Regions from separate parts of the Homo sapiens genome. Here region 1 is linked to region 2. Evidence: read pairs that join two places in POLR2A ChIA-PET (ENCODE). Cell type or tissue: A673. All regions are shown on one strand. Each heading gives the region's core, and the rest is flanking DNA. Links, peaks and the distances in the headings are about the cores only.

Region 1 (2,916 bases), core at 189-2,688, 97 kb before region 2:
GGGGACAGGCTGATATGATTTATTTCAAATGGAAATGGAGCCTTCATGGGCTCTGTCTTTGTCCATTACCATAAGACAAAGTCTCACCTTCATAGGTGAGACATATTGGATTGCCATTGATAGAAACTGTTTGCAGGGGCTGCAAGAGGTAGCTCTTGTTCTCAGTGACTAAGTGTTGGAGAATCTCCAGATGCCCAACCAGGAAGCCTGAACTTCACAGCAGTGAGGGCTCCCACCCAGCACCCCGCTCCTCCAGATCAGTCAGCAAAGTACAAAGGAAGCCTTGTTTATATTTATTTTTCTTTGCGGTTAACACTTTATATATTCCTACATGTACTCTCAAAAATGCAGCATGACATTTTGAAAAGAAAACGCAATAGGTGCAACCCATTCATTCCTGAAAGAAATTATCTTCAGGGACAAGAAACAGATCCTGCTTGCGGCTCTTGGCAATCCCTCTTCAGCATAGCAGTGTGAAACCCTGAGCCAACAATCAGTCGGAGGCTGCTTGCTGCCAGAAGTGCTCCTACCTCCTGGCGAGGGTGGCTTAGAGAAAATCCCCAACCTCAGTGGGAAAGATAGAGCAAAAGGAGAAGGAGCCGAGGGAAGAACAGGAAAGGCTAAAAGGCAAGCAGTGATTGTCCCCTTCCTGGAAAGAGGTAAAGAGTAGAGCCAAGCCTCAATGGCCAGGCACCTGCTATCTCACTCTGACCTAGCAATGCTTAATGACATTTGGAGAAGTGTCAATGATATGAAATTGGCCTGATATGGTTTGGCTGTCTCCCCACCCAAATCTCATCTTGAATTGTAGTTTCCATAATCCCCAGGTGTCATGGGAGAGACCCAGTGGGAGGTAATTTAATCATGGGGGCAGTTACCCTCATGCTGTTCTCCTAATAGTGAGTGAGTTCTCACAAGGTCTGATGATTTTATAAGGGGCTTTTATAAGTGCCCTTTTGCTCGGCACTTCTCCTTGCTGCCTACATGTGAAGAAAGACGTGTTTGCCTCCCCTTGCACCATGATTGTAAGTTTCCTGAGCCCTCCCTAGCCCTGTGGAACTATGAGTCAATTAAACCTCTTTCCTTTATAAATTACTCAGTCTCAGGTATGTCTTTATTAGCAGCATGAGGACGAACTAATACAGGGCCTTAGCAATCTTCTAGTTCAGAACTCCCAATTTACAGTTGAGAAAATGAGGCCAGAGAAATAACTGACTTGCCTAAGATAGTGAAATAAATCCAGAGCAGTGTTCAGAATTCAGGTCTTCTGATTCTCAAATCCTTTCACTTTGTATCCCCAGTAGATTTCAACCTTGGCTTCACATTATAAATTCCTAGAGAGCTTTCATAAAAACAAAACAAAACAAAAAAATACTCAGCCCCAGTATTGGTGGTCTGGGGTACTTTATAGCTCCCCAGGTGATTGTCACTGAGAACCCCTGTATGCTGGCCTAGCCTGACTCAGTGGTCTGTTCCATTTCGCACCATAATGAGCCAAGCCTTGTGCTAAGGACTGGAGCTGTGAAAATGAATCAACTTGCTTCTGAAGCTGCTCAGCATGTGGCAGAGGAGCATGCTGTGAAGAGCTCATTCCAACAGCAGCGTGATGAGTAACACTATCAACATAAATAAGTAATAGCAGTGATTAAGTCTGTATGGGAAGGTTGAGGGAGGTGGCATTTGAATCCACATTTAAAGGATGAATGGAAGTTTGTTGAGAGGACAGGATGCAGAAGCATTTTCCAGAGAGAGGGAATAGCATGGACAAAGACCTGAAGGCATGAACAACACAGCGTGTTTGTAGTTTAGTTTATCTAAAGCAAGGTGCAAGGTAGGAGCCGTGGAATCAGAGCTATGGAGGTAGGTAAGGGCTGGGTCACACAGGGCCTGATAGTAGAAGCCATTCTAAGGGTTGGGGATTATCCTGAAATGATTGTAAGCACTGAGATATGCTATGCAGAAAAATGATAAAGTAAAACTTGTAACGGGAAAAGAACCCTAATGGTGGTGTCGAAATGAATCGGAAGGGGAAGAAGCCAGAAACAGGAGGAGCAGTTGAGAGAGGAGGTGAAGAGATGATGAGGGTCTGAATGAGCTGGCAATGTGGACTGACAGCAGAGGACAAATTAGCTGTGTCCCTAAGTCACTGCATTTATTTATTTATTTATTTTTAATTTTTATTTATTTTTTTTTTTGAGACAGAATGTCATTCTATCACCCAGGCTGGAGTACAGTGGCGTGATCTCGGCTCACTGCAACCTCCACCTCCCAAGTTCAAGTGATTCTCCTGTCTCAGCCTCCTGAATAGCTAAGATTACAGGCATGCACCACCATGCCCAGCTAATTTTTGTATTTTTAGTAGAGATGGGGTTTCACCATGTTGGCCAGGCTGGTCTCAAACTCCTGACCTCAGGTGATCTGCCTGCCTCGGCCTCCCAAAGTGCTGGGATTACAGGCATGAGCCACTGTGCCCAGCCAGCCATTGCATTTAGAGAGTAGAATTGATAGGAGACAGACGGTAGATTAGCCGAAGGGTAGAAAGGTCTAACTCCAACCTAAGTTCTCCCTATTCTCCTTCATATACTCTGGACTGAAAAACTCACTCTCCTCTTCCTTCAAAAATCTAGTTGTTGTTGCTTTTTTTTTTTTTTTTTTTTTTTTTTTTTTTTTTTTTAGAGACAAGGTTTCATTCTATCACCCACGCTGGAGTGCAATGGCACAATCATGGCTCACTGCAGCCTCAAACTCCTGGGCTCAAGCGATCCTCCCACCTCAGCCTCCTGAGTAGCTAGAACTACAGGTGTGAGCCACCATGCCTGGCTAATTTTTTTTATTTTTTTGTAGAGATAGGGTCTTGCAATGTTGTCCAGGCTCTACTCAGCCTCCCAAAGTGCTGAGATTACAGGCACAAGCCAC
Region 2 (2,916 bases), core at 149-2,648:
TTTAACATGACGTGAATATCCCTTTAATTTTGGAAATGCACATAATTTCTTCTCATTTGTTAAAAGGAAGACAGTTCTTAGGATGATAGGCTTATATTTGGCACGTTTACTGAGCAGGAGGAGATAATTTTTTAAATTTCATAATCCCATATGGTCTGATTTTTCTCCATATGTCAACCTCCTTCCCAACAGGTGCGTCATACTTTCCCACAGCACTACTCTTGTATCTCTACAGAAATCATATAAACTCTACCCCCATACCATAAAATGATTTAAGTTTCAGAGTGAGACTGCCTAATACAACACACTCATTTTAAAGATGAACAAAGCTAAGCATTCATAACTTAGCTACCTAGCAGAGGAGCCAAGGCTGGAACCTATCCAGGGCTGTCTCCACTACAGGACACAGCCGCACCAGGGCTGGGGAATGGCTGGGGCGCAGCACATAGGCGACAGTATTTTTGTTTGTATAAATTATAAAGTAGGTCGTTAATTTTTCTCAAAGACTTAACAGGTAGCTGATGGGTGCCACTTGCTAACCACCTGTTTGAAGAAGGAACTCTTGCTGCTGGACCTCAGGTCTACAGCTTGTTTTTCCCCAGAGGCTGCTCTTTATCCAGCTTGTGGTTTTCTCTGCATCCAGCAGCCAACAGAGTTGTGAATGCCCCTCTTTACTTGCATTCCCACACCATCCCTGGCATGCCAGTGTGCCCTGGCTTGGAGTTGAGGCTGCTGACTATCTAGTTATATAAAGGGAAAATCCTTCAGGCATAGCCAGAGGAAGCCTGTCAAGGGTGGACACAGATTTGTGGGGCCTAAACTTACAAAGTTTTTGAGACCATCTTTAATGGAAAACAATAGAAAAATGTCTTATTTTTGCCATTTATAAAAGAAACATATGCACACATTGCTAGGTCCTCTGCCTGGTGTCTTAGAAAGGTCTAGTCCCTGACAACTGAAGGGTGCTGAAGCTTAATTTCCTTTATCTTCAGGGCACAACTTCCCCTGGGCCTTATATGGAGTCAGTAGGGACACACCTGGGGCACCCTTTGATCCTTCACATGTAGATGGACAGAGCTGCTCAGAACCCTCCACGAGGTTATGCACACAGTAGCCCAAAGTCCAAGAGTTCCGGGACAGTCCCTGTTTTCAAATATTTAATTATGTATCAAACGATGCATCTTGACTTTTCAAAAAATATAAGTGACAAGGTTACAGAATAGAAGTACCAAAGAAAAACAAAAAAAAAGCAAGCAAAACAAAACAAAACAAAACCAACACCCCAAAATGCATACAAATCAGGATGGAATTACCAATTGTTCCCTGTGGATTTTTCCATTCCCATCTCAGAATGGAAAGAGCAAGCCCAGGACGGACAGTAATGGCACCCAGCAGCTGCAGAGTGCAAAAGTTCCCACCTGCTGAGAAAACAGCAGGAATCTTTAGAAGGAAATTCTCTTCCCTTATTAGGTAGCAGTAATTATGCTGCCAAGAAAAATCTTGCCTTCATAGACTTATGTTGCATAAGAAATAAAGTTTAGCTGGAATGGACAAGTTGAGTTCAAAAAACTACTGAAGAATCTCCTTCTACTCCCTGTCCTCAGCTTTCCATTCCATAGTAACTAGACCCGAGATTTCAGAGCACAGTATTGAAGCTGCTGTGCTGCATAAGTATCTCACACCCAAAGACTCAGGCAACTATTCCACAGTTTTCTTTTTGTTTTTTGTTTTTTGTTTTTTTGAGACAGAGTCTCACTCTGTCACCCAGGCTGGAGTGCAGTGGCGCGATCTCGACTCACTGCAACCTCCGCCTCATGGGTTCAAGCAATTCTCCTGTCTCAGCCTCCCAAGTAGCTGAGATTACAGACCCCCACCACAATGCCTGGCTAATTTTTGTATTTTTAGTTGAGACGGGGTTTCACCATGTTGGTCAGGCTGGTCTCAAACTCCTGACCTCAAGTTATCCGCCCACCTCTGCCTCTCAAAGTGCTGAGATTACATGCATGAGCCACCACGCCCAGCCAGTTCCACAGACTTCTAAGGGGCTATCAGGGAACAAATGTGTAGTAAAAACTGTTCACCAAGTGTTTATGAATCATCCAAGAAGGTCAGGATAGGTTTTTGTTTTGCTTTACGGGAGACATCCTGAATCTGAAAGGCAGAAGACACCTATCTGGCAGGTCCAGGGTTAGCACAATGTATTCACTGCCCGTTCAAGAATAGTAACAATGATCATAATAACAGTCATAACTATTGTTTGTTGAGACTATGTGCTTTAAATGCATTATCTCACTTAATCCTCATACCAACTTTGTCAATATTCATATTTCACCTACAAGAAAATAGACTTAGTGATGTGAAGAGACAATGTCATACAGCACACAGTGCTAAAGTTGATAATCAGACCCAACTCTATCAAACTCTAAAGGCCATTTATTTAACCACCGTGAAAGAAAATAAAATCTCAGGACCCCGTTTCATGATGCCAAAAGGAAAACATTAAGCTGAAAGCTGAGTCATGGCCAGAAATTGCCTTTCTCTTTGTTCCTAAGCAGACAGCTACAGATAAAAGGCCGGATGTCTCCACAGTCAGCTACTCTATGTTCACCTTATCAGTGATCAGTGCTGATTTACTGAGTGGGAGACGACTACATAATTGTCTGTTCTCCTACTTGCTCCTTTTCTCTTGCAACATGTGGATTCAGTCATGTGACCACATCCTCCCTCTTTCTCTTCCAGCCTGCTTTTCCCCTTTAAATACTGAAGGCTTCAAAGTGATCTTTGAAGAAAAGCCCCGACCACATGCTGTTTCTGTGGTATCTGTGTTCCTTTCTTCCGGCCATGTCCTTAACCTTGGCAAAATAAACTGCTAAGTTGATTGAGATCTGTCTCTGATACTTTTTGATTTATACCACT

Evidence for each region. ChIA-PET counts read pairs that join two places held together with the same protein. Peaks named below come from ENCODE experiments on the same cell type or tissue, not always from the same donor. Only the 100,000 strongest peaks of a DNase experiment are listed, where the experiment ranks them.
Region 1: POLR2A ChIA-PET joins it to region 2 with 5 read pairs; 3 of 35 experiments call an interaction of 5 or more read pairs at or near these places.

Annotation. Positions count from the first base shown.
Region 1 is chr2:38,442,895-38,445,810 of GRCh38, forward strand. No RefSeq gene overlaps it. Among named protein-coding and RNA genes, the nearest start is that of LINC01883, 13 kb to the left of the region's middle. In A673, for the core only: no CTCF peak of the experiment used is centred there; DNase peaks (open chromatin) are centred at 497 and 1,567.
Region 2 is chr2:38,540,433-38,543,348 of GRCh38, forward strand. No RefSeq gene overlaps it. Among named protein-coding and RNA genes, the nearest start is that of LINC02613, 26 kb to the left of the region's middle. RefSeq lists a silencer at 895-1,189 and an enhancer at 895-1,189. In A673, for the core only: no CTCF peak of the experiment used is centred there; DNase peaks (open chromatin) are centred at 1,459 and 2,119; H3K4me3 peaks cover 414 bases; H3K27ac peaks cover 2,450 bases.